Linked DNA regions of Homo sapiens: region 2 is linked to region 1. The links are chromatin loops, found by intact Hi-C in ENCODE. Cell type or tissue: OCI-LY7. All regions are shown on one strand. Links, peaks and the distances in the headings refer to the core of each region. The heading gives the core; the rest is flanking DNA. Region 1 has its middle 79 kb from the start of ARID1B. Region 2 has its middle 200 kb from the start of ARID1B.

Region 1 (16,617 bases), core at 3,433-11,432:
GTCAGCAGCCACATGACCAGTAGGACAGGTCTCTACCACGATGGCCAAGGGAATCCTCTGGAGAACTAAGAACACCAGAAGGTTCCAGTGACCCTCAGGGTCACACAGAGAACATGAATAAGATTTAGAGAGATGGCTATAAGGATGGTGACCACCAGTTTCTTCTAGAATAAACCAGTTTTCTTATCCTCTCTGGGTCATAAAAATGCAAGTGGTATTGAATGTGTGTGTGTGTGTGTGTGTGTGTGTGTGTGTGTGTGAATGACAGTTGTGTGGCAGGTTGTTCTGATGCTCTGTGGACTCCCCTGCTTGGGGAGTGGAGAGCATGTGGCCATTTAAAAAAAAATCTGGTTTTCAGGGCATAGGAAAGCTTTGTATCCATTACTACCTAATCAGGAAGGCTTGCAATTCTGACGGCAAATGAACAGTCCTCTGAGGGTGCTTGGGCATGAGGACAGACACCTCAGAGAATCCAGGAGTGCAATGCATGGCTCCTCTCCCCAGTGGGGCTCAGCAGGGGGTATTGTCACACCTTCCCAATTTGGAGAGGGATATAAGCCCAAGGAAATTCTCAGGCAATGCACAATGGAGTCTCTGTTACCTGGATTTCAGTTACTAAAGCCTCATGTGAAGTGAAGCACTGAGAAAACCTCTCCACTACCTCTGAGAAAGAGTAGCATGCAACAGTGAGTAATGAGGAACCATAGCTTTACATTTCAGGGCACTTTCTAGTTAACCAAGTGTCTTCACACGCATTGACTCATTTCATCCTGACAATGAAAGGATCAGTCACATAACAGAGAAGTTTTGCCCCACTGTGCCTCTACTTGACTCGCTGGAAATCGTTAGTCTTTCTAGACTTTTAAGCCCTCCACCACTACAGAAGACAGCGGAAAAGCAGAGGAAAGACAGGGAGTTAGTTCAGGGACTTGGCAGCCCCTCTCAAATGAAGATCATTAAGCAGTGGGCACATAATTTGACTATGACATGGGCATTCGACTTGTGTTTCTGTCACAACCAACACACAGCTGCCTCCCCCTTTCTAGATCCATTGCACGGATCCATGCTTGGAGAGCCACACCCCTGGATTGCTCCTGCCCCAGCTCTGCACACACCCACCCATCCTCTACATTGCAGCCCGACTCATCTTCCTAAGCACCATTCTCATCGTGGCAGTGCTCATGAAACGCTTTCTAGTGCCTAAGTACAAGCTCCTAGGCCCATCGTTGATGGACCCCTGAAGACTGGTCCCACCCTACCAATTCCTACTTTAGTCAAAAGTGCATTTCCAAGTTGCTTCCACCCTGGCTGGAATGTCCTTCCTTCTCTCTGCCACAAATCAAAATTCTACACACAAGGCCAGTTAGATGTTATAGCCTCCATGAAAATGTCATTGACACCTCCATGGACAAAGGCTTTCCATACCCCTGAATTTCAGTAGGTATTTTATGGCTCAGCACAGCTGTCTTCAAACAAGGCACCACACCTAGTCCTCTGGGCCTGAGACTTTCCAAAGGGGCCCACAGACAAGGATATTTTGAAGGAAAGCAACATGCAGATCTTCAAATTCAATATCTGCTTTTTATTAAACACCCATTTCCCTTTCACAGTGGCTTCTATTCCACTTACAAAAGAGAAGCGTCCCTCTCCTGCATTTCCAGTCTTTCTGGGATGCCTTGCTCTGGGGTTTAAAAAACCCTCCTGGACACCAAATAAAAGAAAAATGGAAAATATTGGTGTAGGTATAAGGGAGTGAGTGGCTCTAAGTTTACCTTAACAAAGGACCACAAGCGGCAGGGCTTAAACAACAGAAACCTATGGTCTCGCAGTTCTGAGGCCAGAAGTCCAAAATCAAGGTGTTGGCAGAGTTGGTTCCTTATGAGGCCCCTGAGGAAGACGCTGTACCAGGCCTCTCTCCTTGGCTGGTAGATGGCCATCTTCCTCCTGTGTCTCTGCACATCATCTTCCCTCTAGATGTGTCTGTCCCTATGTTCAAATTTCCTCTTTTTATAAGAACACCAGTCATAGTGGATTAGGGCCTACCCTAATCACCCCATCTTAACCAATTATATCTACGATGACCCTATTTCCAAATACAGGCCCATTCTGAGGTACTAGGGGTTAGGACATCAACATATGCATACGTAGGAACAAAGTTCAGTCCTTCACAGACTAGGTAACAAAGGCTTTGCAAACCATACAGTTTCCAATATTTTGATTTCAACAAAACTGAAGGAGGATCTAGTAGAGTTGTCAGCTGACAGATCATTAGAAAATCATCTCTGATCATACATTACCATGTGATTTGGGGCAAATAAGTCAGAAAAGATTATTTGCCCCAAAAGACAAAAATTGAAAGACAATTTTTGACTTATTTGCCCCAAAAGACAAAACTTGAAAGACATTTTTACAACAAAACTTTTTCCATTCCCCTCTCCTTATTTATAAGAACAAGGATTTCTCATCTCTAAGAAATGAGAAATAGAAATAGAAATAGCATTAATGCCACACACTGTCATCCTAGCAATCTAGCAATGAGTAGCAAGTCGGGAGGCTGAGGCAGGAGAATCGCTTGAACCCGGGAGGCGGAGGTTGCAGTGAGCCGATATGGCGCCATTGCACTCCAGCCTGGGCAACAAGAGTGAGACTCTGTCTCAAAAAAAAAAAAAACAAGAAAAGAAATGCAAACTTCCAATAAAACTTTACTTTTCATGTTAGCATTTATAAAATTTGATATTCATTTAGGTTGTTTGGATCAGTTGTGTAACACTAGTCATTGCAATGAGAACTCAATTCAGAGAACTCTTAGAGCCTATGGTCACAAGAATTTCAAAGTGTATAAATTTTAGTTTGTATACATATGTTTGATAGATAAAAGTACAACGAGATATTCAGTAAAAGACTTTCTATCATTATATTACATTAGCATAAAATTCTGAAGGGGAAGTAGAATGGAAATAAAATTTCAAAGAGAAAATGGAATACAATTTTTGCTTGCTGAAGATGAACTGGCATGTGTATTTCTTAAATGGATGATGGTGGGTAACAAACTGTGATGGGATGTGAATTCCATTGAGATGCATTTAAAAGAGTGATGTCACAGTTTTCTTTTAAAATGTCAACATTTACAATATGCTAGAATTCACATGTTTATAACTATTCAAATGTATGATAAAATTATAGGTATCGATTTAAAAATATGCAAAGAAGAGCATTGTTTTCTAAACTATTTTAGGGTTCTTGAGCAAAAACTTTAAAGACTAATTCAGCATACAGTGACAAATTTTGTATTGTTCTTTAGTTGTCTGAGTGCCTCGGGGTATGTTAATCCAGGGAGATTAACTGAGTTTTGTCTTTTTTTTTTTTTTTTTTTTTTGAGACAGAGTCTCACTCTGTAGCCCAAGCTGGAGTGCAGTGGCATGATCTTGGCTCACAGCAACCTCCACCTCCAGGGCTCAAGCGATTCTTGTGCCTCATGTAGCTGGGACTACAGGCGCGTGGCACCACGCCCAGCTCATTTTTTGTATTTTAGTAGAGACAGGGTTTCACCATGTTGCCTAGGGTGGTCTTGAACTCCTGAGCTCAGGCGATCTGCCCGCCTCAGTCTCCCAAAGTGCTGGGAATACAGGCGTGAGCCACCTCGCTCAGTGAGCTTTTGTCTTGACTAAGCATTGTCACCATTTTCACCCACAAGTGGAATGATGGGATTGGATGCAAGCTTGAAATCTTTGATTCCCTTCAGAGAGGGAGCATGGTGGCAATGAAAAGTACATGGTCTCAAAACCACAGTGAGATACTACTTCACACCCATTGGGATGGCTATTATTAGAGAGAGAGAGAAGAAAATAAGTGTTGGCACAAATGTGGAAAACTGGAACCCTGGTTCCAGTCCCTGGTGCAATACTGGTGGAAATGGAAAACAGTGTACCCACCGGGGAAAGCACTATGATGATTCCTCAAAAAACTGAAAGTAGCACTACCATAGGATCCAGCAATCCCACTTCTGGGTATATATACCCCAAATAATTGAAAGCAGGGCCATGAAGAGATATTTGTACACCCATGTTGATAGCAACATTATTCACAATAGCCAAAAGGGGGAAACAACCCATATGCCCATGGCAGATGAATAAACAGATAAATGGTGGAATATCCATACAATGGAATATGATTCAGCCTTAAAGAGGAATGAAATTCGCATACATGCTACAATATGGATGAGCCTTGAAGGCAATATGCTAAGTGAAATAAGCCAGCCACAGAAGGACAAATACTGTGGGATGTCACTTATATCTAGAATAGTCAAACTCATAAAGACAGAAAGTAGAGTGCTGGTTACCAGGGACTAGGGAGATGGGAGGAGAATGAGAAGTTATTATTTTACAGATTCAGAGTTTCAGTTATGCAAGATGAAAAAGTTTTGGAGATGAAACCAAGTGAGGTAGCATGCATCTGTAGTCCCACCCACTCAAGAGGCTGAGGCAGGAGGATTGCTTGAGCCCAAGAGTCTGAGACCAGTCTGGGCAACATAGTCAGACCCTGTCTACACAAAAAATAAAAATTAGTTGCGTGTGGTGGTGCACTCCAGTAATCCTCACTACTCAGGAGGCTGAGGCAGGAGGATGACTTGATCTCAGGAGTTCGAGGCTAGCCTGGACAACATGGCAAGACTCCATATATTTAAAAACAAAATGTTCTGGAGGATAGTGGGGTGGTTGCACAACAATGTGAATGTACTTAATGCTACCAACTTTATACTGAAATATGGTTAAGAGGGTAAATTTCACTTATGTATATTTTATCACAATTTTTTAAAGGATATGGTCTTTGCATTTGGAGAGATCTAGTCTCAAATCCAACATCTCCTAGGTATGACCTTGAACAGGTTGCCTAAACTCCATGAGCCTCAGTTTCCTCCTGTCTAATGGGAATAAAAACACCTAACTTAGAGGATTTTTATAAGAATGAAAACATAAACAGATCTGTAGCGGATTCTGTGGAGAGCCACCCTTCAGGACTCAGGTGCCACTGCCCTAGCTGCTGGGGGTGTTGACTGCTGGCGGCCTACAGCTGTGTCGCTCTCCAGGCATCCGCTCCCACAGGGAGCTGCCTAGCCCAAGTCTATAACCCCTCTTGGGAGACAGCAACTGGTTGATGCTGGTTTATAAGGTCCAGCCCTCTTGCCTCAACTGGAGGAAACTCTGAAGGGTCCTCCCAACCCCACAGCTTTGGCGGGATCAGTTGGGGGTCTGTGTTGAGATACCCCACGTTCTCCCTCTTCCCAGCCCTGCTTCTCTCTTGTTCTTCTGCTGGTGGGAGAACAGGGCTTCTGCCTGTGCATTGCCAGCTCAGAGTCTGTTTCCAGGTAACCCTCTCCTGCTTCAAAATGTTCCAAGAGCTGCCCGTTGGCCTCAGAATGAAACCTGCAATGATTGTCATTTCCTGCAAGACCTGACACAGCAGAGTCACTTACTGTCTGTCCTGTTTCTTCTCCTGCCCCTCCTCCTGCCTCACCCCATTCCAGCCGCCCTGGTCTCAGGAATCCCCACAGCGCCTCTATACTTGCTGTTCTCTCTGCCTGGACCCTCGGCCTCTGGGGTTCACTTCATTCTTCCAGCCCACCCCGTCAGAGAGGCCTGTCTAAAATATCCCCTAGCTGGGCCCCAATGCCCCTCTATCCCTGTACCCTACTTCTTTTTCTTTTTCTTTTCTTTTGTCTTTTTCTTTTTCTTTTTTTTTTTTTTTTTTCTTTTGAGACGGAGTCTCGCTCTGTCACCAGGCTGGAGTGCAGTGGTGCGATCTCGGCTCACTTGAACCACCTCCCAGGTTCAAGCTATTCTCGTGCCTCAACCTCCCGAGTAGCTGGGATTACAGGCACACGCCACCACGCTTGGCTAATTTTTTTTTTATTTTTTATTTTTATTTTTTTTTTTAGTGGAGACCAGGTTTCACCACGTTGGCCAGGATGGTCTCAATTTCCCGACCTCGTGATCCGCCCACCTCGGTCTCCCAAAGTGCGGGGATTACAGGCATGAGCCACTGCCCCTGGCTCTTTATAGCATTGATCATTCCCTGAAATGATCGTGCATACTCATTTGCTTATAAGTACTAGAATGTTTCCCAAAGGCAGGGACTTGCTCTGCCTTCTGCCCTATGGTTCTCCCAGCAACTAGAATCCCTGGCACATACTAGGCACTCCAGAAACATTTGTGGAAAGAATTAATGAATTAGAGCTAATGCACACTGAGCATATAACTCAGTGTATACCATATGTCAGGGCCTCACAGATAGTACATTATTATTTTATTATATTTCTTGTCTGTCCAATTCAGACAGAGAATGTCAGACAAGGTCCTTTTTTTGTATCCCTTTCTATAGCACCAGGCACAGAAGCCCTCCATAAATACTTCTTAACTAGACTTAATATGTTCTAAAGCCAATGGTGAGATAGAACTGAGATTATTTTTTTCGTGGCTGGCTATCAGTTCTATTTCATTTGAATGGCCAAGATTCTCTCACAGCACATCAGGTCTCTATTAAAATTAATTATGATCAGACTCTATCCATCCATCACTTAGGGAGAAAAGATGACAGAGGTGTCCCTCCAAAGTCATCCTGGCCACTCCTGGAGGTGGAAGATTGCTCTGGGGCCCAATGTGACGTGTCTTCACTCTAATCATCAAATATTTTTAAATATTACTCAATAATCTCTAAGAAACTACAAAAAGGGAGGTCATCAATGTGAGTTCTGCCCCCAAAATCACTTAAAGTCCAAACTTGGCAGAGAAGAGAGGCCCCATCACTCTGCACCTGTTCCCTAGCCAGTTCTCACGGCCCAGGGCAATTTCCCCTTTCACTTCCCCTCAAGGGGAATGTACCGCCAAGCACTCCTACCTGGTTTGACATCCCATGTTCATGGCTGGATAATGACAGAGCCCTTCATGAATTCTATGGCATGCAGTATCTTCTGCTCTGCCATGTTCAGGGAGGAGAGAATACACATGCACAGCTGAAATCCCCTAGACAGTTACCATGTATCTATCTCCGTTCAGTGAAACAAGCCTGCAGAATGCTGTGAGCATTCTTTGTTCTTCTTCCTTTTTTGCAGATGTAAGAAAACCTAAGAAAGGGAAGCCATGTCCCTACCAGTAGGAACGCTTTCAAAGGAAGGGAAGGATGTGACAGCTGGGTGCCAGGCATGGTCCTAGAGAAACTGACATCCATTTTGTACTTTAATCCACATCAGGACACTTCAAGGTAGCTGATATTGTCTTCAATTTGCAGATGAGGAAAGAGATTAAAGAAATTAAGTGATATACGTTGGGTCATGTGGATGATAAATCATACACCAGGATTTGAAGTAAGCTTCCTCTGATTCCAGAATGTCTTCTAAGAATCTGCTACACTGCAACGTGCCTTTGGGCTGGTTAGTTACTCCCTTGAGTCCAAGCTTGGTTATCTTCCTTAATAGCTCCCTCTCTGCCCTGGATCCTATTTTTAAAAAACAACAGCTATAAAAAGTTACCCTACCAGATTAAAAAAGTCACCAATCTACAACAATTAAAACAGAACGGTGAGCAGTAAAACAGCAGTTCAAATATAAACTCAGGTGTGTGATAAAAGGAGCATTTCAGATCAATGGAGGACAAGAAGATTGTTCTATAAATGGTATTGGAAAACCTGGTTAGTGAAACAATTAGTAGATGCCCAATAAGTGTTTGTAATTTGTTTTACTGTAAAATTAAATGAGATAACACATGTTCTCCAGCTTCCGCAGTGACTGCTAAGAAAAGAGAGTCAGTGTAACTTTTTGAGGTCTGGACTTCCTAAGTCTCTCATCTAGATAGCACCCAGACCTTCATTCCTTAAAAAAATCTCCTACAATACTTTCAAATTTACAAAGTGCTTTCACTACCCCATTAGTGCAGGGCAGGTGTTCTTATTCTCACTTTCTATATATGGACACTGAGACTCAAGAGAGGTTACAATCGCAGCTGGCGTGGCCGTGTGAAACTTAAAGACGGCTTCCTGGTTCCTCGTGCCATGGTCTTAACACTAAACTCTCTATATATAGTCTCTCCCCACCCCCACCCTCATGTTCACACCACAAAATTTAACAATGGAAAACAAATAACATCAATACTTTACCAAGAGCACAGTAACTAGGTTAATTTCTATGTAATCCCAATCAGTCTTTGCCCATAGCACACATTTTACAACATTATCGTCATAGTTTAATTACAATTTAGTGGCCCATTTTCCCACTTAACAATGCTGTTTACAGTTTTGTAGCAAATGACTGATGTGCATCTTTCCTGTCTCTTGCACACTTCTCTTCTTTAAAGTCATCCATGTAAATCTCCATCTCTAATCCAATTGCTCTTAAATGAATTTCGTTCACTTGAGTGACTGCATTCAGTTGTGTTCCCCTTTACAGGCAGTCATTTATCGCTCTTCCCCCAGCAAGAAGTCCTGTTTCTTTTCCCAATCCATAGGTGACTTTAAATGTTGTTTGGTTTCCTGGGCTTTCAGGATTTCTCTCCTGCAGGTGAACCGCCAGGAGCTCTTCTTCTGCAGGTTCCTGCCTAGGTGTGAGCAGCATAAGGAACTGTCTCTTGCCTTCTTGGAGTTTATGACTATGGCACTCCTGTTAAGGAATCACTCCTCACTCCTTTTTTAACCTGTGGCTTTCCAATTTCACTTCCCCAGGCCAGTCATCACTAAAACCATGACTCACCCCCATGGTTTCCTCTCTGGCAAGGGAGAAATTTCAAACCTGAACATTTTCATCACCGTTATGTATACAGTATGATTCACGGAGACTCTATTAGCGTATTAAGTAAGTCATTATTTTCAATCGTCTACACTGTATGTTAAAAAACAGAGGCATTTTACTGCATACTTAATGTTCTATTCCCCCCATTTAGTAGATGGAAATGGCCTCATAGAAACATATCTGACTCAACCAGTCTCTGTTTGGAAACAATATAGAAAGAGACACAGAAAAGATACATTTTTTGGTCAGTGCCTGTCTTAAATGCTCCATAAGGTCAAGTTCAGTCAACTTGAAATAAGGAGTTATGGGGTCTTAACAAAGTAGCGCTCAAATAGTCTGTCAATAAATATCTATTGAATGTCAGCACCCAACTCTGTAGAAATGGCTGAAGGGAAATGCTGCTAAAAGCCACCTTGTCTGACAAACACATACACTGGCAAAATCTGCCAAAAGAGGGTGACATAAAATGAAGGTTGTAATGTTTTTAAAAGGTTGCTTTTGATCAGGCTATAACTGTAAAGTGCTTTCACTTAATTAAAATAGAGATGATAAAGCTACAGAAGAACAATAATAGTAATTGGGAAAGATACTGTTGTGATTGGTTTTGCTTTCAAGCATCTCCTTGTAAGAGTTTTATGCAAGGGGAGGGGCAAGAATCATTTTTCCTAAGAACTTATTTAATCTATTGATAAGTCTCATAATTTTCTTTTCCATCATTAAGGAGCTTTTCCTGGAGAAAAAGAAGTCCAAATTTCATTTTGGGAGGAAAGAAAGAAAATTTTTAAAAATTATGATTTAGCACGTCTTAGGCTGGGTGTAACTTTTCATGACTCAGCTAACAGGTTAGGAATGGCCAAGCATGGTTGAATATTCTGCTTTTGTGAGGCGTGGGCATTGCCAATAGTTGAAAGTTATGGTAGCTGTAATTCAGAAGCGGGAATAGAAGTGTCAACCTGAGAAAAATGTAGCACTAAAGTAACAAGCCAAATTGCTGGCATTGTCAGTAGCTGTGATTTCACTGTATTGATTGTCCCCTGTGAAATGTGAGGCTCTTTATTTGAATCATTTGTATGGGTGTCATATTGGGTTAATTGCAAAGCAATTGGATTTAATAATAATATAATGGTGTATCCATGTACATCGATTGCTAGAATTGTGAGATGTGAATTGCACTTGATCATGAGGTCGGGCTTCCCGATGCTACAGGATGAGCAAGTCCCAGGCTAATCGTGTAAATTTAAGCTGCCTAGGGTGAGCTTTAACTTATATGCCAGTTTGGATTGTTATTGCAAATGCTTTATAGGCCTGGAACATGACTGGTTATAAATGGGATGGCCTTGAACTTGAATTGTTTTAAAAAGCATAGCTTCATGTTGAGTTAACAGCATGCCGTGAAGATCAGTACCAACATAAACACAGTGAATGAAGGCTTTCTGTTGGCCATGCTTTTTTGTAGAATTTCATATTTGCTAAAATTATTTCAGTTGTAGCTAAGTTGCTTAGTCCCATTAAGTAAGAAATGCAAGAAAGATGGTTCTCGAAATGGGCAGGAATTCCCTGAACAGCATGGTCTCATGCCAAATAAACAAATCAATGACCGAGTTAATAATTTCATAATAATTGAAGATAAAACATAGTTATATATTTGCACAGTTATTTTTAACGTTTAAAATTGGTGGATATGTTTCACTTTTCCAGTTGAAGGATATTCCTTTCCAAAAGGGATGAAACAAGGGAACAATAGATTTTTATGGGAAAATTCCACATCCAAGAGATGAAAGGAAAACTTTAAAAATCAAGACAAATCTGAGGAGGAAAACTTGAGGCTTTAAAGAAAGAAGAAAAAGGAAGAGGAGGAGGAAGAAGAGAATGAGAAACAGATGAGTTAGAAAATGAGAAGATTGGCTGGGCACAGTGGCTCATGCCTGTAATCCCAACACTTTGGGAGGCCGAGGCGAGCGGATCACTTGAGGTCAGGAGTGAGACCAGCCTAGCCAATATGGCGAAATGCTGCCTCTACTAAAAATACAAAGAAATCAGCCGGGTGTGGTGGCGCATGCCTGTAATCCCAGCTACTCCGGAGGCTGAGGCGGGAGAATCGCTTGAACCTGGGAGGCAGAGGTTGCAGTGAGCCCAGATCGCATCACTATGGCACTCCAGCCCATCTCAAAAAAAAAAGAAAAAAGAAAGAAAGAAAATAAGAAGACTGAGTAACCATAAATATTGTCTGGCACAATACAGGCACTCAAATGTTTTTGAATATATACTTTGATTAACTAAGTGAAAAAGGTAGTAAAAAGGTGAGTAATAAATCAAAATGTATTGTCTAGACTGTTGAGTCTGATGTTTCTAAATAGAAACAACAAATGTTCTCCGTTTAGGCCAAGCTTTGCCACATGAGTTTACACTAAAATATCATTTCCACCAGTTATATTGACTGTGTTCACTGTTTGAACTAGTCCAATCTCTATAACGCTTTCTTCATATCATTTGACTTCATGATCAAATTAGAGAGGTGACTGGGAGAACGACTAACTTCCACAATTCATCCAAAAGCAATACAAAATCACTCACCCAAAGCCAGTACTACTGGGACCAAATGCATCCCATTTCCCTTCTGCTTTGGTGAATCTGACTTTCTTACCAACTTAAACAGCATTTTTGGGGGTACTAAGTCAAACATAAAATTAAATATGCCTAATAAGTGTATTTATCTATTAAGACATTAGCTGTATGTATTAGTTTCCTACAGGTTGGTCTTTCTAAGAGCACAGACCAATGCTAGAAGACGTTTATTAAACATTTTTCCAAAAGCTGTTCGCATGAATGTCTTCAGGGCTGAGTGGAGCCCCTTTCTAACTGCTAATGAATTATATGACCACGTGTTCAGAGCTGCGCCTGACTGAAGTTGACAGCTGAATCAACTGAAAAGAAACAGCAGCAACAGAAGAGAGAGAGAGAAAAGCTACTTTTATCTTTTACACAGATCTTTATTTTAATTTGATATATATGTAGTGATAATATTGCAGACTTAGGAGGACTTCAGGAATCTAGGAAATTCTAAAAGGGAGGCCTGAGGGAGATGAAACATCCTAACACTGGGAGGGAAATATATGTTTGTGGATAAAGTTCCACTCATGGTATTCTGTGGTGTCGGGGGACCACAGGAGTTGGCACCCCCTGTCGTGGCTACAGTTCCAATCTCTAGAGTTCCAATTTCTTGCTGTGATTTTACCATGTAGATGCCAGACACTGAATTTTCTTAATCGAAGCAAGACTGCTTAGGTCAAAATAGTAGAATGATGCGAATTTAAGTAGGAGTCAACAAAAGCAAAGCAACATGAACACAATGAATCTTACGTTACTATTCAAACATTTAGGTAGCTCCACATAAACTTTCCTGTTTTATAAAAAGTACAGATATTTTTTCAGATATTACTATGAAATTTGGACCTGATACCCAAGAAAAGTTAAAAATGAAATAACCTTCTCATTCTAAGCATATCCTTCCTCTGAATGATCTGAATGGGCTAATATTATTAAATATGTCATATTTATTATGTATTCTATAGGCACCTTTTTCTTTGTTCATAAGCATTTTATTCTTCATCTGGAGAAACAAAAAATTGAAATCCCTATTTGCTTTCAGTTTCTCCTGCTCTATGGGAGTCCCACCCTCCCTCTTTCTGTGGTATTTCTATGCCCTGCTACTATAACAGCAAAGAAAAACAAGACCACCAGGCACAGTGGCTCATGCCTGTAATCCCAGCACTTTGGGAGGCCGAAGCAGGAGGATCATGTGAAACCAAAAGTTGGAGACCAATCTTCTGGGGAACATAGCAAATACTCTACTAAAAGTAATTTTTTTTTTTTTTGAGACGGAGTTTCACTCTTATTGCCCAGGCTGGAGTGCAATGGCACGATCTCAGCTCACTGCAACCTCCACCTCCTGGATTCAAGTGATTCTTCTGCCTCAGCCTCCCAATCAACTGGGATTACAGGCATGCGTCACCATGCCCGGCTAATTTTGTATTTTTAGTAGAGATGGGGTTTCACCATGTTGGTCAGGCTGGTCTCGCACTCCTGACCTCAAGTGATCTTCCCAGCTCGGCCTCCCAAAGTGCTGGGATTACAGGCATGAGACACCGTGCCTGGCCTAAAAGTAATTTTTAAAAATTAGCCAGCTATGGTAGCACACACCTGTAGTCCCAGCTACTTGGGAGGCTGAGGCGGGAGGACTGCTTGATCCCAGGAGATAGAGGCTGCAGTGAACTATGACCACACCACTGCACTCCAGACTGGGCAACAGAGAGAGAGATCCTGTTTCAAAAAAAAAACAATGAGAAAGAAAAAGAAAAACAAGACACCTACAGTGTTTGTGTGCCAAATCTCACCAAACTTCTCTCCCCTCCAAAACCTGTGCCCTGTGTCCCTGGGCAGACACTGGCTGAAAAAAAATGGGACTCAAGGAGGGAGAAGGAGGGAGGGATTACAAAAAGCCAAATGGTACCACAGCACAGGGAATGCTGCTGGGGCTTCTCTTAGGCTTCAGTTTCTGTCTTATAAAAGATTTGCAGTTTTTATCCTGTCTCGGAACAAACAGAACCACGACTGTTGTTTCACAATCTGTGCAGCTGATTGCATAGACTGGTTGCACATTTCTGATTCTATCACATTTCCAGCAATTGTAAATGTTTCTACCGCTGGGACAGGAGGATGTTACATTGGTTTATTATTGGAAGAAAGGACAATATAACAGGGAGGGATGGCGGGAGACTGGGGGGTGGGAGAAGGCACATACTCACTGCTCTGCGTGATTCGTTGCTTGGCCATCTTCTTCCTGCTTCCAGGCACTTGTTAATGTTCTTACTGACCATATTTCAAACTCGGAAGAGAGGCACCCACTCTAACAATTATGACCATACTTGTATAACCTGGATTATATTTGAAATCAAAACTATCCCAGAAGATCTAGAACATGAGATAGCCCTATTCACAGCATTTCTTCCTCTCCATCCATCTATTAAAATCTACCCCATTGTCTAGGGACTCATCGGAGCATCCCTCCTTCAAGAAAACTCCTTTAGCTATTCCAATGTAGTGTGACTCTCCTCCTGAACTGGTAGTGTGAAAAATAGTCTTATACTTATTATAATGTTGATTACAACTATTGAGTATATTATGGTATTATATAATCACTTCATCCATATTATTTTTACATTTTCACCACGTAAAGGAAATCACACGTTATTTTTATAAAAGTGCAAAAAGGGAAAGTTTTTTTGAGAAATATATATGTATGCTGTGGCATTAGACAGTGGCTCTAATATTTATGTTTTCATGTAGTGTATGTAAATGTTGACCATTACTTAAGCACTGTTTAACATAACATGCTATAGTGTTGGAGGTCTTAGTTTCTGAGGCTGTTCATATTTATAAACTACTTTGCCTACTCCCATAACCCTCTAAAAGAGATATATCTATATTCAGTTTTCACAATTACATTAATAGATGAAGGCATAGATTAGGAGATAACCTATTTAATGATTCTTTTTGTAAGAAGTTTTAAAATCACTAGCCAAGAGAGGAGCATCATCAGTATGGCGCCTAGTGGCTGGGCCACTCTATAGACAGTTATAGTGCCTCATATTTGATGCCTTGTGTTTTCTTGTCTCCTTGTTTTACTATCTCTATTTTTTGTAATAGAATTATACCCCTTTGATGTTTGAAGGGATCAAGTATCATGCCTTCCTTCCTCTACTGCTGCTACCTAGAATGTCCATTGACATTGTCTACATCTGGTCATCTAGTCTTTGCCTCAGCAAATACACGTGATATAGAATATTTCTATCAATATTTGAAATGTGAATGTAACATTTCTAATATTGATGTCCACATTGTCAGAAAAGTTTATTCTTACAGTCAACAAAAATTTGATCCATTACCTCTAACTTCTTTTTTTTTTTTTTTTTGAGACAGTGTTTCACTCTTGTTGCACAGGCTAGAGTTCAATGGCATGGTCTCGGCTCACTGCAACCTCCGCCTCCTGGGTTCAAGTGATTCTCCTGCCTCAGCCTCCCAAGTAGCTGGGATTACAGGTGCCCGCCATCACGTCCAGCTAATTTTTGTATTTTTAGTAGAGATGGGGTTTCACCATGTTGGCCAGGTTTGTCTTGAACTCCTGACCTCAGGTGATCCACCCGTCTCGGTCTCCCAAAGTGTTGGGATTGCAGGCGTACAGGCGTGAGTCACCGTGCCCGGCCCCATTACCTCCAACTTCTAAACTTTGGTCCTAAATATGCTCTCTGAAGGAATTAAAAAAAAATCTACCCCCAATTTTCCAAGAAAGCCCTTCATAAATACATAGCTTTTTCACTGTTCCACATGAATATTCTCTTCTCCAAGTCAAAGGGCCTCAATTCTTCCAATGGTTCTTTTAGGCATTTCAACATTCTTCTCTTTCATTCATTCAATCAACTTTTACTGAAGATCCACTATGTTTAAAGCATTGTGCTGCATGCTCTCTATATAATGATGAGCAAAGTCAGACATGGTTCCCATTCTCATGGAGCTCAGAGACAGGGAAAACATTTATCACATAATCACACTAGTGGATTGATCATTAAAAGCTCAGATAAGGACTCACAAGGAAAAGGCCACCATTCTATGCAAGCGTAAGACAAAGGAACCTGCCTCTGAGAATCCAGGAAAGATTTCTCTGATAAAGAGATGATTGAGTTGAGACTTGAAGAAATAGCAGAATAAATGGGGAGAAGGGAGGACAGACAAAAGAACAGATAGAGGAAACAGCTTGTTCATGGATGCTGAAAAGAGAGGGTGCGTGGCATGTTCAAAGCATGAGAGAATAGCATGATTAGGGTACAGAGAATGAGGGATAGAAAGGTGAGAGGTAAAGTTAGAGAGTCCAGCAGAAATAACATTTTGACTCGAGGTCAGGAGTTCGAGACCAACCTGGCCAACATGGTGAAACCCCGACTCTACTAAAAATACAAATAATTAGCCGGACGTGGTGAGGGGTGCCTGTAATCCCAGATACTGGGGAGGCTGAGGCAGGAGAATTGCTTGAACCCGGGAGTCAGAGGTTGCGGTGAGCCGAGATTATGCCACTGCACTCTAGGCTGGGTGACAGAGCGAGACTCTGTCTCAAAAAAAAAAAAAAACAAAAGAAACCATACGCAATGTAAAAAACAAGGAAAGTAAGAAAAAGAAAACTTTCCACTGATTAAAAAAAAAAGTACATAGTCTTACTTTCAATTTATAGTAGTTTTATTTTTGGAGGGGAAAGAATACTCCCATCTGGTTTTTCTTAATTTCTGGTTCAGGTTGCTCTTACAAATATTGTGGCTACATATTTCTAGCTTATTCATTTATAACAGAATCTGACTCTTTTTGTCTTTTTACAGAATTCTTTGTTGGATGAGTCCCTCTTTTGAACAATCTTGCAGACATGGCTTTTTCTTTTCTTTTCTTTCTTTTTTTTCTTTTTGAGACAGAGTCTCACTCTGTCACCCAGGCTGGAATACAGTGGCACAATCTCGGCTCACTGCAATCTCCACCTCCTGGGTCCAAGCTATTCTCCTGCCTCAGCCTCCTGAGTAGCTGGGACTACAGGTATGCACCACCACGCCCGGCTAGATTTTGTATTTTTAGTAGAGACAGGGTTTCACCATGTTGGCCAGGCTGGTCTTGAACTCCTGACCTCAAGTGATCCTCGGCTTCCCAAAGTGCTGGGATTACAGGCGTGAGCCACCGCGCCTGGCCCAGACCTGGCTTTTTCTGGCTCACCCACATCCGCCACCTCAAACTGTTCCTGCCTCATG
Region 2 (16,617 bases), core at 4,955-12,954, 120 kb before region 1:
CGGCTGATATTCCATTATTAAACCATTTGTGATACTCAACGGTGATGCTGCTCCACTCGGCGACACCAGACCTACATCCATCCGTGTGTTGACAGTGCCTTGTTCTACGGAGGGATTAGGGCATGGTGTGCTGGGAAATGTTCAACACTTTGCTGCCTGGGAATAAAAGTCTTGATTTCCCAATTTCCATGGTGTAAATACTGCCACTATGGTCATTTCCAAGTTACCAATGTGATTTGAATGCAGAGTTGGGAAGGGGAACACATCTTTTAGGGTTATGGCTCCCAAGGACATGGGGACGACAGGGAGAAAACACAACACGGAAGTCAAATAAATAAGAATTCAACAAAATTAAAATCTGAAGAGGTATAACTAGGGAAAATGGAAATCACTTGTAAGAATCCCTCCATATATTTGCAATGATGCTGATTTTTCTACTGTGCATAGGCCTACACAAGTCAACCCCAGTGAACTACAGATGTGGTGATATCCAAGAGTCACCTAAACAATGCAAAGACATGGTACCCAGGAGAGCCAAAGCATCAGCAAAATCTCAGCCAAAGCACACAAGCGACTACTGAGAAGAGGGGTCTAAAACATTTTTCTTACTTATGAAACAAACAAACAAAAAAAAACTATGAGAAAGTCGAAAGGTATGAGATTTTCTGAATTTAAGATTGGAGCATACTTATCCAAATTCTATTCATCTCTTTTTGAAACTTTGTCACTCACTCCCCAGGCTTCCAATTGCTCATGCCTCAGTTTCTTCCTCTATGAAATGGGTGTGCTAATCATGAATTTCCTATCCCACAGCATGATACAACTACCGTTTTATTTTTTTACTGATACATAATATTTGTACATATTTATGGGGTACATGTGATATTTTCTTGCATGCACAGAACGCACAAGGATCAAGTCAGGGTATTTAGGATATCTACCGCCTCAAGCATTTATCGTTTCTATGTATTAGGAACATTTCAAATCCTTTCTTCTAGCTACTTTGAAATACGCAATACATTATTGTTAACTGTAGTCACTTTACTCGGCTATCAAATATTAAGAATGTATTCTTTCTATCAAACTGTATGTTTGTACCCATTGACCAATCTATCTTCATCCTCCCACCAACCACACACCCTTCCCAGACTCTGGAATCTATCACTCTACTCACCACCCCCATGAGAACAGCTTTTTTAGCCTCCACATATGAGTGAGAACATGTGATATTTGTTTTCTGTGTCTGGCTTAACATAATGACCTTAACATAATGACCTTCACTTAATGTAATGACCTCCAAGTCCATCCATGTTGCTACAAATGACATTCTTTTATTCTTTTTTGAGGACAAATAGTATTCTATTGTGTCTATATATACATTTTCTTTACCCATTCATCTGTTGCTGGTTATGTAGGTAGATTCCATATCTTGGCTCTTATGAATAGTGCTGCAATAAACATGGGGGTGCAGGTGTCCCTCTGATATACCAGGTTCCTTTCCTTTGGATTAAAACTCAGTAGTGTGACTGCTGGATTGTATGGTAGTTCTATTTTTAGTTTTCTGAGAAATCTCCATACTGTTTTCCATGGTGGCTGTACTAATTTACATTCCCACCAATATCATCTTGAACACCCTCCTAACTACCTTTTAAAATGAATACCAAACCACAGAAAGTTCACTGAGGGCATTTTTTCACTCACACCTTAGATTGCAAGAGCTTGGAATTCAGAAATGCTCACCTTTCAGAACTATAACTTCTAGACTCCCTAAAACTAAATATCAGCAAACAAAACCTGAAAATCAATTTTTAAAGAATGTCACTTGAGAGTAACCTGGACAAAATCTGAGAAACCTCTGTTCAAAGGTATCAGAGAACCACCAAGACAGAAAAGACTTGAAATGCCAAGATCCTTCTAGAGAAAGGAAGTCACTGGCGTCACTCTTTCCCTGTAGGCACTTCTATTTAAAAGTAACAGCAGAGAGGCTAAGAAGCTGAGCAAAGATTTCAGGCATCTCACAGAGCTGAGGAGGCAAAGATTGGAATATAGCACTCACCAAGAAAGAGAGTCCTACTAAACATCTGATGCTTTTAGTTGGGACCCCTCAAAAGTTACTCCTAGGAAAATATATGCCTTTCTATATAGGAGTATATGGAGATATATAAACCCCTAGAAATACTGGAGATGAACTTGAATCAACTCAACATCTGATTAAAGTGATCAATTCCTATACTTACTACCTACCAAAAGCAAAAATAAATTTTGAGAGGAAAATAAAATAATCTCAATAATTTTATACAAATTGAAACTTAATCAAAATAATAATTTGATCAAAAGTAACTAGGCAAAGCCAGGCATGGTGGCATGCATTGGTAGTCCCAGCTACTGGGGAGGCTAAGGCAGGAGGATCACTTATGCCTAGGAGTTAAAAACCAGCCTGCAAAACATAGCCAAAAAACTATCTTTAAACAAATAAATAGGCAAATTGATAAAAAGACAAGAGTGTGCCAAAAAGCAAAAGAAACAAAAAGAAATAGAAGACACAAGAGATCAAGATATAGTATTAGAATTATATGACATAGATGTGAAAAAAACATGTTCAAGAAAATAAATGATAAACATATTCAAGAAAATAAATGAGAATATGGTCAATTTCAGTTGAGAACTATAAATTACTTAAAAAGAATAAAAGGAAATTTTTGGACAGAAAAAAATTAATCACAATTAAGAACTCAATGTGTTTAATAGCAGATTCAAAATGATAAAGGAGAGATTTAGTCAAATGGAAGGTAGTTAATAAGAAAATATATAAACTGAAGGACAGAAAACCAAAAGAATGCAAAGTACAAAATAGAGTATAAGATATATGGAACAGCCAGAAAATGTGTCATATTTGCACTTGGAGTCTCAGAAAGAGAAGAATGAGATAATCAGGTGAGAGATGAATTTGTATCATGCAAACTTGGCCAAGCTGGTATTACTTTTGTTAGACTTTTCTTCCCTGAATAGCATGGATTCATGTGGGTTACAAGAGATGTTTTGTGCTAGCTTCAGAAAACAGAAGTGAGGTAGCAGTCATACTCCCTTCCACTCAGAAGGTCATAGCAAAGCACAGGGCGCTATTGCCACTCACATACCTCATCATTTACCTGTGGACTGAAATCCTGTCAGATTTCCCCCTTCCAGTAGAGGAGATGGAGCAAGATGGCTGAACAGAACCCTCCAGCAATCATCCCCTGGCCAAAACACAAAATTGAACAACCATCAGGGCAAGAAAGCACCCTCAGAAGAACAAAAAAATCAGGTGAATGAAGCATTGAAGAGGGTAAGAAAGACAGTCCTGCATTGCCTACACCACCCCTCCACCAACCCCAGGAAGCACAGCACAGAGAGGAAATCTGTATCCTCGGAGTGGGGAGAGTGAAGTGAGTGTGGGACTTCACATCGGAACTCAGTGCTGTCCTGTCACAGTGGAACATAAAACGGGACAGAATTCTGCTGATGACTATGGATGGAGCATTCAGACCAGTCCAGGGCGAGAGAGGAATTCTCCACCCCAGTGGGGGGAAACTGAGTCCTAGCTGGTTCCACCACCAGCTGACTAACGTGGCCTGAAGCTTGGAATAAATATGACTGGCAGTCAGGCCACAAGGACTGCAGTCTTTGGGCAAGCCCTGGTGCCGCACTGGTCTCAGAGGCAGTAGATTTGTGGTGCAACCAAGTGTGACACCGCCTATGGTGGCCAAGGGAGGGCCTATGTCACCCCTCCCCCAACTCTGGGCAGACATTCAGAGACAGACTCCTTCTGATTCAAGGAAAGAGAGGAAAGAGAGTGAGAGACATTGCCTGATAACCCCAGGAATTCTCCCTTCTTTTCCCCAAGAGTCCATTTTTGAAAGCAGCAGAACAACATCAAATGCTGGCAAAGATGTAGAGCAACAGAAACTCTCATTTGTGAGTGGTGGGAATGCGAGATGGCACAATACTTTGGAGGACACTTTGGCAGTTTCTTATAAAATTAAACATACTCTTACCATGTGATCCAATAATCAGCCCCCTTGATATTTACCCAAGTGATTGAAAACTTATATGCACATAAAAACTTTCACACAAATGTTTATTGCAGCTTATTCATAACTGCTAAAACTTGGAAGCAACCAAAATGTCCTTCAGTAAGTGAATGAATAAATTGTGGTACATCCAGATAATAGAATATTATCAGCACTAAAAAGAAATGTGTTATCAAGCCGTGAAAAGACATGGAAGAATCTTAAATGCACGTTACTGAGTGAAAGAAGCCAATTTGAAAAGACCACATACTGTATGATTCCAACTATTTGACATCCTGGCAAAGGAAAAATGATGGAGATAGTAAAAAAATCAGTGGTTGCCAGAGGCTAGCAGGGAGGGAGGCCTGAATAGGCACAGCAGAGAGGATTTTTAGAGCAATGAAACAGTTCTTTATATCATACTGTAATGGTGGACACATGGCATCATATATTTGTCAAAACCCATAGAATATACACCACCAAGAGTCAACCCTAATGTAAACTATGGACTTTGGGTGACAATGATGTACCAATGCAGGTTTATCAATTCTAACAAATGCACTACTCTGAAGTAGGATGTTGATAGTGAAGGAGACTGTGTGTGATGGGGGGAAAGGGTATATGGGAATTCTGTATATTTTTTTTTAGACAAGATCTCATTCTGCTGCCCAGGCTAGAGTGCAGTGGCATGATCACGGTTCACTGTAGTCTCTACCTCTACCTCCTGGGCTCAAGTAATCCTACCGCCTCAGCCTCCTGAGTATCTGGGACCACAGGCACACGCCACCATGCCTGGCTAATATTTTGTATTTTTTTGTACAAGCAGGGTTTCACCATATTGGCCAGGCTGGTCTTGAACTCCTGGGCTCAAGCAACCCTCCCACATCAGCATCCCAAAATGCTGGGATTACAGATGTGAGCCACCATGCTCAGCCTCAATTTTTCTATGAATTTAAAACTGTTTTTAAAAATAAAACCAGTTTTTAAAGCAGCAAGGGGAAAAAAGCATATTACCATCAAAGGAGCAACAGTAAGACTGACAATATACTTTTCAATAACATAGTGGAAACCAATAGACAACAAAATCACATAAAAGGGCCAAAATAATGTAACTCCCGAACTTTAGAATTATATTTGAATTTTATACCCAGCAAAACTACCCATATAAAAATGAAAGCAAGCTGCTTGGGGACATAAAGAGCTGAAAACAGCATTGCTCCCACACTAATATGAAAAAGCTAGACAATCTGAAAGTTCATTACTTTCTAAAAACTATCAGAGAACTCAGGTTTCAGAGAAATCAAATGGCCCCAAATCTAAAGAGATATAAATCTAAGACCTTCAGGGAAAGATGAGATATGAGCACTGGTTTCCCCGAGGTGGACACAAGTGTATGCTTGTAAGAGCAGTTCAGCTAACATAGTTAGTAAATTGCTGAAAGCTGAGCATGCACTGGCAAGTGTGTGAAGCCCCTATGAGTCAAAGAAATTGGAGAATATTGACCGGGTGTGGTGGCTCAGACCTGTAATCCCAGTACTTTGGGAGGCCAAAGTGGGCAGATCACTTGAGGCCAGGGGTTCAAGAACAGCCTGGCCAACATGGTGAAACGCCATCTCAACTAAAACTATAAAAATTAGCCAGATGTGGTGGAGCATGCCTGTAATCCCAGCTACTCGGGAGACTGAGGCAGGAGAATCGCTTGAACCCAGGAGGCAGAGGCTGCAGTGATCTGAGATCACGCCACTGCACTCCAGCCTTGGCAACAGAGTGAGACTCCATCTCAAAAAAGAAAAAAAAAAGAAATTGGAGAATCTGTCCCTTCTTCAGGCTTTTTTTCCAGGGACCCCACTGGGAGCTCACAAAAATTGAAAAGGGCCCTATGAAAGTGTTCTCTGAGGTGTAAAACAGGAGAAAAGAAGAGCAAACACAATGGGAGGGGTGCAAAATCCATCCACAGTCTTCTCTTCTATCACCTGTCTGAAATAAATCCTTAATCTGTGCAGGGAAGGGCAACAAACACTATTTTCCTTAGGGCACCAGTGAAAATACATTGCAGCTGGTGGAAGAGAACCAGAAAAAAAAAATACCCTATCACTATGAGGAGAGAGGGGAGTAAGAAATATGTGCTGGGTCCAGCACTACAGCCAGCAGAGGAGCAGGGTCATTGAGTCTTAGGAACATAGTGCCCATCTAAGACTGAGGTTCAATCAGAACAACAGAGAATATTCCCCCCCATTATCCCACTACTACAAGGCTAACTAGCATTGAATAACAGGTGAGAGTGTAGAACTCCTGGGACAGGGAGAGAAGAGGGACAAGAGCATATAAACAGACTTTTTCTGAAAAAAGAAAAAGAGGAAGAAGAAGACTTAAAAATGAGCATGGAACACACATTGAAGGAAAAACCCTCTGGCAAATCTGCCCCTTCTCTAAACAGTAGGTGTCATTAGAGAAATTTAAGGATTGTGATGCACTGAAGTTAACCATAGCAACAACATACCTCAGTCCAACCTCATCCCTAACTAGCTTATTTCACATCCCAGCACAAAGGCCCAGCAGGAACCAAAAGTGTGCTCATCCCAGCCTGCAAAATGATTGACCCTAGTTTACTGCATATATGAGATACCTGGCTTTCAGCAAAAAGTGAAGAAGCATGTGAAAAGGCAAGAATATAATAACACTGTTGAAGAGGCAAGGCACTCATCAGAACCAGACTCAACTGTGATGGGGATGTTTGAACTACCTAATAGAAAATTTTAAATAACTGTGATTAATATTTTAAAAGCTCTAATGGAGAAGGTAGACAACAGGCAAGATCAGATGGGCAATTTCAGCAGAGAGACTGAAACTCTAAGAAAGAATTAAAAGCAAATGCTAGAAATTTTTTTTAAATGACAGCAACAGCAACAACAAAAAGTAGCAGAGATGAAGAAAGTCTTTGATGACCTCATCAGTAGATTTGACCCAGCTAAGGAGTGAAGCAGTGATGCTGGTTCATAGGAATTACCCAAACTGAAAACAAAAAGAAAAATGAGGACACACACACACACATATATATACATACACACCCTTCACATATATTTAAACTGCTGAAAACAAAAGACAATGAGAAAACCTCAAAGGCAGCCAGAGAAATAAGACACATTATATATAGGAAAACAAAGTAAGAATTAAACAGCCTTCACATCAGAATTCACACAAGCTAAAAGATAATGGAGTGACATCTCTTAAGTGATAAGTATAAAAACAAAGACAGATGGAACGAATAGAAAATGGCTAACAAGATAGATTTTAATACAGATATATCAGTGATCGCATTAAATGTGAACAGTTCAACCACACCAGTTAAAAGACAAAATTGACAAATTGGATAAAAAAGCAAGACCTGTCCACATTATATCTACAACAAACTTCCTTTAAGCAAAAATACAAAAATAGTTTCTTAGAAAATGAAAAAAAAAAAGATAGACAAACACTAATGAAAAGAGAGTTGGAGTAGCTATATCAATATCAAAGTAGACTTCAGAACAAGGAATATTATTAAGAATAAAGAAGAACTTTATTTAATGATAAATAAGTCCATAGTCCAAGATGACAAAACTGCCCTAAATTGACCTAACAACAGAGCTTCAAATTACATGAATTACAACAAAACACAATGAAACTGAAAGAAGAAACAGACCAATCTACAATTATAGTTGGAGACTTCAATATTCCTCTCTCAGGAATCAACAGAACAAGTAAACAGAAAATCAGTAAGAATATAGGGCTGATCAACGCTATTGATCAAATTGACCTAAAGCAGAATACACGTTGTTTACAAGTGTACATTCCTTAAGAGAGACCATATTCAGACCATAAAACAAACCTTAACAAATTTAAAAGAATAGGAATCATACAAAGTATATTCTCAGACCATAATGGAATTAAACTAGAAATCAGTAACAGAAAGATTTCTGTTAAACTCCAAAATATTTGGAAATAAACAACACATTTCTACATTACCCATGAGTCAAAGAGGAAGTGTTAAAGGAAATAAGAAAATATTTTGAACTGAATGAAAACAAAATTACAGTATATCAAAATTTGTTGGAAGCAACTAAAGCATTGTTTAGAGAGAAGTTTGTAGCATTAAATGCTTATATGAGGGAAGAAGAAAGGTTTTCAATCAATACTCTAAGTTTTCATTTTGTGAAACTAGAGAAGAAAAGCAAATTCAACCCAACATAAGCAGAAGAAAGGAAATAATTAAGAGCAGAAATCAATAAAATTGCAAACCAAAGAAATGAAAGCATGAGAAAGACATTTTCAAACAGAATCTGACAAAATTCATTACCACAGCCCCACATTTTCTTAAAGGAAATGACTAAAACAAGTTCTTCGGATAGAAGCAAAATGATTCTGCATGAAAACAGAGATATAGAGTATTAGTTCCCACTTGCCGCTGTAATAAATGGCCACAAACATCATAATTTAAAACAATGTGCGTGTATTATCTTACGGCTCTGGAGATTGGAAGTCTGACATGGTTCTCACTGAGCTTTAAAATCTGTGTCCACGGTGCTGCATTCCCTTCTGGAGACTCCAGGGGATAGTCTGTTTCTTGACTTTGCTGGGTCTAGAGGTCTCCTGTGTTCCTTGGATCAAGGTCCTGTCCGCCATCCTTAAAGCCAGCAATGTCGGGCTGAGGCCTTCTCACACTGCCATCTCTCCTTCTCCTCTCCTGCCTCCCTCTTACACAGTTAAGTCTCCTAGTGATGATTAATTGGGCCGGCCCAGGATAATCCCTCGAACTGATGAGCAGCCTTAGTTCCTCCTGGAACCTTTATTCCCCCTAACATATTCACAGTTTCCAGAGATTAGAATGAGACGTCTTTGTGGGGGCCATTGTTCTGTCTACCACACACAGAAAGAAACGAAGAACAAGAGAAAGGATGGCTACACGGGTAAATCTAAAAGAATACTGGTTGTCAATAATGACTGATATTTTGTGAGGTCTTATATATATTTAGAATTAAATCCTGCACAAAAGGCAGGATTGAAGGTAAATAGAGTCAAACTTTTTGGGGTCTGTGCATTGTCCAGGAATAGACAGATGTGCAACTTTATATTCAATTTTAATAAGGTAGTGCTATTGTCATCTCTTGGTCCTTGGATAACCAGTAAAGGAAGGTATAACTTAACAGCTGATAGAGATGGGACATGGAATAATATTTTCGTTTCTTGTTTTCTCTGTCACCCAGGCTGGAGTGCAGTTGCATGATCATAGCCCACTGCAGCCTCAAACTCCTGGCCTCAAGCGATCTTCCCACTTCAACCTCCAGAGTTGCTGGACTACAGGTATGTGCCACCACACCCAGCTGCTTTTTTTTTTTTTTTAATAGAGATGGGTATCACTGCATTATCCAGGCTGGTCTCGAACTCCTGGGCTCAAGCGATCCTCTCACCTTGGCCTCCCGAAGTGCTGGGATTACAGGCATAGGCCACTGCGCTCAGCCATGAATAATTTTTAAATACATAAATAATCCAAAAAATGGGCAAGCAAGGAGAAGAAAAGGAACATAAAACAAGTGAGATAAATAGAAAATAAATTTTAAGATGATAGATCTAAGTTCCAAGAGTGTCATTTGAGAAATCCATAGCTCAGAAATTTAAGGTAAGTTGCCTACAATCACAGGGCTTATGAGAGCAGACAGCAATTCTGAATCCCAGTCTCTCTTAACCAAAGCTCATTGTGCCCAAGCCCCAGCCGCCTCTAGGGTGCTCCCTGAGCTCCTCCACGGTCACCTGGGCTCTCCTGGTAATGGCCCCCCTTTGCTGCCAAGCCACCCACACCTCCTGGATCAGTTTCAGCTTGATGGGAAGTTCTTTGTTTCTATAACTGCATGTTGTGGTCATGTACAGGTGTGTCTGCTAAGATTTATGACCATAAGCAAACGTCTGTTGCTGAGCTCTTCTGTAGTGGCAGCTGAGGTGCTGCTTGGTGCAGCAGGGGAGCCCGGGGAACGCATCTCACAGAAGAGTAAATTACACACCTGAAGTGAAAGAACCGTTCCCAGGCACAGACAGATCCATTTTGCACTCAGAAGCATCCCACGCACAGCTGTGAATACTTGCATTAGTGCCAATTAATGTAAGGTGGTACCAACTCAGAGAGGCCCTGAATTTGCTCTAGGGGATAAAAATGGAGGTGGGGGAGGTGAGGAAGGAGAAAGGAAAAATAGAGTTTTCCCTGCTAAATGGAAACATCTCTAGGAGAGTCCAGCAGCTGGATGACTTGGTTAAGAAGGAGTGACCTGCCCACTTTCTTCAATTAGACATTTTACTTTCCCCAGCTAAACCACAACAACAAACAGAAAGACGGGGACAAGGAATGGTTTAGAAGCAGGATCACTGATGTTGCAGAAAGGAGCACCGTGAATCAGGACCTCTCACCACGCATGCCTCATGGGGTTCAGAGCATTTCAGCCCAAATGAAAATGAGGCAGCAGCTAAAAATTCCAACACTGCCTTCCCCTCCCACCCACATCCAGGCCCACGTGTGAGGCGAGGCAATTCAGGTATGGTATTACAAACAAGCCCCTCATAACTCTTCATTTTTAAAATCATAATATGTTGATTTTTATGTTTTTCAACAGTTTTCATACTCTGTCTGTAGCAGGACCTTCCCACCGCCTTGATACCCTTCACTGTGCTTCAATTTATTGTGTTTTTAGATGAAATTCATGACCATTGGTGCCTTCACCGCCACAGAAAATGAGACGTAAAGGAGTAGGCCACACCCACCTGAGCTTTCCCTCCCCTCACAACATCCTGGCCACTGGAGAGATTTGCTGTTCAATTCAACAACACATGTTGAAACCTATGCTGTCCCAGACTCTGCTGGGAGTTGAGACTGCGGAGATGACTAAGACCTGGCCCCCATCCTCAAGCAGCTCTCAGTGCAGGGACGGAGAAACACCTGTAAGCGGACTCTGCAGTGGTAAGGAAGGTACAACTCCCAGGGGGCTACCCCATTCAGAGACAGTCTCAGAGAATGCTGAGCACCAGCCCTGATCACCGCCAACAACTCATCCCTAGAGGTGAACACATTTTCCTATGAAAAAACAACTCATCCAAATGGGATCACATCAAGTTAAAAAGCTTCTCCACAGCAAAGGAAACAATGAACAAAGTGAAGAGACAACCCACACAATGGGAGAAAATGTTTGCAAATTATCCATCTGACCAGGGATTAATAACCAGAATATACAAGGAGCTCAAACAACTCTATAGGAAAATATCTAGTCATCCAATTTAAAAATTGGCAAAAGATCTGAATAGACATCTCCCAAAAGAAGACATACAAATGGCAAACGGGCACGTGAAAAGGTGCTCAACGTCACTGATCATCAGAGAAATGCAAATCACAACTACAATGAGATGTCATCTTACCGTTGTTAAAATGGCTTTTATCCAGAAGACAGGCAATAACAAATGCTGGTGAGATGTGGAGAAAAGGGAACCCTCCTACACTGTTGGTGGGAATGTAAATTAGTAGAGTCACTATGGAGAACTGTTTGGAGGTTCCTCAAAAAACTAAAAGTAGAGCTATCATATGATCCAGCAATCCCACTGCTGGATATATACCCAAAAGAAAGGAAATCAGTTTATCAAAGAGGTACCTGCACTCCCATGTTTATTGCAGCACTGTTCACAATAGCCAAGATCTGGAAGCAACCCAAGTGTCCATCAACAAATTAATGGATGAAGAAAATATAGTACATATACACAATGGAGTACTATTCAGCCATAGAAAAGAATGAGATTCTGTCTTTTGCAACATGGTGGAACTAGAGATCATTATGTTATGTGAAATAAAACAGGCACAGAAAGACAAACTTCTCGTGTTCTCACTTATTTGTGGGAGCTAAAAAAACAGTTGAATTCATGAAGATAGAGAGTAGAAAGATGGTTACCAGAGGCTGGGAAGGGTAATAAGGGGGTGAGGGGAAGGGAGGATGGTTAATGGGTACAAAAAAGTAGTTAGAATAACTTAGTAGATAGCATAACAGGATAACTAGAGTCAATAATAATTGTAGATTTTAAAATAACTAAGATGGCATAAATTGGATTGTTTGTAAAACAAAGGATAAATGCTTGAGGTGATCAATACCTCATTTATCCTGATGTGATGACACATTATACACCTGTATCAAAAATCTCATATGCTCAATAAATATATACCCCCAGTATGTTCCCACAAAAATTAAACATTAAAAAAAACAACTCATCTATTCCTCTTTATGCCTCCATCAGAAACCATTTCAAACAGCAACTAGAACTCTCACACACTGCCTGGGGGAAGACAAAATGGTACCACCAATTTGCAGAACTGTTCTGCAGTTTCTTAAAGGTAGATATACATTTACCACGTGGCCCAGCAATTCTCCTAGGTTTTTACCCAACAGAAATGAAAACTTATGGCCACACAAACATCTATAGTTAAGTGTTTATAGCAGCTGTGTTCATCGTAGCTCAAACTGGAAACAAGTCAAATGTTTAGCAATCATTGATAAGTCAGATTGTGGTACATTCATAAAATAAAATAATATTCATGTATGAAGAGAAGAAACTACTGATACACACAACATAGATGAAAAAAGACACATACACACACAATTTTGAGAAAAAAATTATTAAAGTGCATCAGCCTTTCTAGATTTGAAATATTTTTGGAATTCAAAAACTATATGAATATTTTAGAGTTTGTTCCTGAATGCTGAAACCAAGAAAGTTTTTTTTTTGGTAACAAGAATAGTAACAGAGTAATGACCAATAATGCAGGTAAATTCAATTGGATCATGGGCCAGCCCACGTTTACTTTATGATTGATGTTATTGATATTGTTTTTCTAAAAACTATGATAGGCTCACAAGCTGATATGGTCATTTTAGGGAGGCTAGACCACTGCCTTCCTGATTATGTTACCTAATTAAGGGTTCCAGTCGTGAGGTGTCCAGGTTCTTGGTGTGTTCAACAAAGAATTGAACGACACACAAACGAGTGGTGAAGAAGTGGATTTATTAGAGCAGAAAGCAGGGAAGGAGCAAAAGCAAAAGTACACTCCACAAGATGAGAGCAGGCTCTAGCAATTGGCTCAAGAGCCCTGGTAGCAAAGTCTTTGGAAGCTTAAGTACTCCCTAGAGGTTTCTCGTTGCTTACACCCTATGTAAATGAAGGACTGGCTCGCAGCCAACTAGAGGCTGAGGTGAATTGGCCCATGGCCAATCCAAGACTGATGTAGTTTGGTGCTTTATGCAAAGGAAGGTCCTAGAATGAACCAATCATTGGCCAGAGTGCAGATTTGGCCTGTGGTCAATCAGAGGCCGATGTGGTTTGGCATCTTATGCAAATGAAGGTCCTGGAATGGGCCAATCATAGGTCAGTGTGCAGACTCCTCAGCTCCAGGGAGCCTGTCCAAGTCGTCCTTAGATTCCCTGTCTCCAGACCCTATTCCCCTGCCTCAGTTACACAAATAAAATGAATTCATGTTACAGTATTAATATAATACTAATTCTGAGAATTTCAGAAATAGCCCAAATTAGGGTTGACTTCTAGGTCTTTGCCTCTGTAAATACATGTGATATCAATGACAGTAAAGTATCAAGGCATCAGAAGACCTTGACCAAAGACTTTTACCTCCCTTTTTTCTGTAATCAATAGATTCAAGCAAAAGTCAACCCACACTACTGAAATATGAATTTTTTTTCAAATATCTGAATAGTCCTGGATTATTCAGCTGACACAGCCTACTTGGATTATTCAGCTTACAGACACAGAGGAGTTTTCCATGGACTTGGCCTAAAAGTATCCAGGTGGGGAGAGAGATGGGAGGTTCTAGTTCCTTTTATTCCCCCTTTGGGGAAGAGACAGGAGATTAGGGCTTTTAATTATTTGAGATGCTGTTGGGCAGGTGACTCCCTGCATTTCAACTAAATCATAAAACAACAAACTAGTAAATTTCCCAAAAAAAGAGATATTTTGAAGAAGTAAATGTTCTGATGTGACTATTCTCCCATGTTGCAAGATTTAAGTATCTTTGGAAAATGGATTCATAGATCTTGGTGTAATTGGAATAAGAATAGTGACTAATTTCTTTGCTCTCAAAAGAACCCCAAAAAGAATTGTGACCCAGTAATAGCAGATGATCTTGAGAATTTTTCAGGGATCCCCAATAACATCAACTAATTGAATTTAAAAAAAAAAGAAAGAAAGAAAGAATACACAGGGTAACAGGAAACAACTAACTCCTAATTCTAGGAGTTTTAGGCACATTTACAGCCTGGCAGCTTTGGGATTGAGAATAAGACATTTAAAACCCCACCACATAAACTGAAAAACATACATTCATTTTTATCTTATAACCTCACCTCATGTGACTGCCCAGATATGAATTTGTTAGTGCTCAACTCTTGATAAGTCCCTAACTTCTTTTGTTTCAGTTTCCTCCACTACAGAAGATTTGTAACAGATCAGTGTTTCTCAAATGTTAATAAGCATCAAAACCACCTGAGAGGTTGTATTAAATGCACACTCCTGGGCTTCCACCCAGGTAACTGGATTTATTAGTTTAAGGATGGAGCCCAGAAATTGGTCTTTTATGCTGTCTCCTTAGGTGATAGATCTGAAACACACTCAACCAAATGATATTTTATATTTATCCCAGCTCTAACAGTTTATGATAAGCCATTTAAAAGTGAGGCTCGAGTTGGAAGTGGTATCACTAAAGCTATCAACACTTGAATGAGAACAAAACAAAGAAATGAAAGTTTCAGGAAAAGGTCTTTGAGGTCATAGCCAGAAATATTCTGGTTAATTTTTCATCACTACATTTAAACAACTAGACAACTTAAAATTACATTACTTTAAGTGTCATCATATCCAATCTTCACAGGTAAAAGATTTACTTTTAAACAGAAAATCTACATTTAACCATAGGGATGAAAAACAACACCTTTTCTGCAGTTGATTTCCTGGAAAATGTGCATTTTTTTACATTAGATATTTAACATAGAATAAATACCAGGACCAACTTTTAAAATATGTGGAAGCTGGGCATGTTGGCTCATGCCTGTAATCCCAACAACTCAGGAGGCTGAAGCGGAACGATCACTAGAGCCCAAGAGCTCAAGGCTTCAGTGAGCTATGATTGTGCCACTGCACTCTGGCCTGGGAACAGAATGAGATCTGCCCGTCTCAAAGAGAGAGAAGAGAGAAAGAAAGACAAGAAGAGAGAGAAAAGGAGGGAGGGAGGAAGGAAGGGAGGAAGGAAGGAAAAAAGAAAGGGAAAAGAAGGTTACAGTGTGGTTTAAGAGCACCAAGAATTGCATTGATCATCTTCAGTGCCCAGAGACTACCCAGACTTACTGAAACTTGAAATTCCACAATGGAAGTTCTATTCCTTTCTTTTTAATCCATGCCCATGACTCTAGCTGAGTTTTTAAAGTCCATGAGGAAGGTAATCTATTAAACCTGGGGTGGTAATAAGCGGCTCCTAAGCGCCCACTTCCCCAGGCCCCATCCATGTAGACATTGATAATTGATCACAGCACTCTTTCCTCTAAGCCAAGATGAGGCTTCAATTCAATGCTCAGGGCAGCCCCTTTCATTTGTCTGGAGTTGCCCTAAATTTTATGTCACTTACAATATTCGATAAACATTTATTGTTGTTGACTATGTGCCAAGCAGAACGCTCAGATGATCGCCTAAGAAGAGAATAAGGAAGTGTAGAAATATATACCAAAAGGCACCAATGACAAGCTCTGTCCTACTTTTTTGTCCTCTGGTGTTGCCAAGAGTCGGCCAGAGTAAAGAGGCAGCTTGTGCCCATTTTTGGTAGAAAAACAAATACATAAATTATACTATATCCACAGAGTGAAATAACACCCAGCAGTAAAAACTCACCACAGCTACTTGTTATAAGATGAATGAATCTTACGGCAGGGCGCGGTGGCTCACGCCTGTAATACCAGCACTTTGGGAGGCCGAGGCGGGCAGATCACGAGGTCAGGAGATCGAGACCATCCCGGCTAAAACGGTGAAACCCCGTCTCTACTAAAAATACAAAAAATTAGCCGGGCGTAGTGGCGGGCGCCTGTAGTCCCAGCTACTTGGGAGGCTGAGGCAGGAGAATGGCGTGAACCCGGGAGGCGGAGCTTGCAGTGAGCCGAGATCCCGCCACTGCACTCCAGCCTGGGCGACAGAGCGAGACTCCGTCTCAAAAAAAAAAAAAAAAAAAAAAAGATGAATGAATCTTAGAACGCGATGAAAGATTGAAATAAAAAACTGAAAAGAAAAAAGAGCTAGTCCCAGAAGACCCCATGAGGAACATACAGGGAAGGGTAATGAAAAACAGAAGTCACTTTCAATGTTCTATCAATTGGGTTGGGTGGTGAATCTTCAGATATCCATTATTTTACAATAAACAATAAAAGCTGTGCATGGATCAATAATGAGAATGTGCCATAAAGCCAGGATTGTGGCTAATCAAATCCCCCACCCCCCCACCCCCACCCACTGAGGTCCA

Evidence for each region. Hi-C counts contacts between places; a loop is a spot of excess contacts. Peaks named below come from ENCODE experiments on the same cell type or tissue, not always from the same donor. Only the 100,000 strongest peaks of a DNase experiment are listed, where the experiment ranks them.
Region 2: it touches region 1 in a loop (6-fold over the local background); 1 of 110 quality-filtered maps calls a loop at or near these places.

What each region holds. Positions count from the first base shown.
Region 1 is chr6:156,690,501-156,707,117 of GRCh38, forward strand. No RefSeq gene overlaps it. Among named protein-coding and RNA genes, the nearest start is that of ARID1B, 79 kb to the right of the region's middle. RefSeq lists enhancers at 6,562-6,611, 8,352-8,591. In OCI-LY7, for the core only: no CTCF peak of the experiment used is centred there; DNase peaks (open chromatin) are centred at 6,841, 7,981, 8,341 and 9,169; H3K4me3 peaks cover 2,894 bases; H3K27ac peaks cover 4,179 bases.
Region 2 is chr6:156,572,756-156,589,372 of GRCh38, forward strand. No RefSeq gene overlaps it. Among named protein-coding and RNA genes, the nearest start is that of ARID1B, 200 kb to the right of the region's middle. RefSeq lists an enhancer at 9,828-9,977. In OCI-LY7, for the core only: CTCF peaks have their summits at 9,859 and 10,075; a DNase peak (open chromatin) is centred at 9,966; H3K4me3 peaks cover 864 bases; H3K27ac peaks cover 1,914 bases.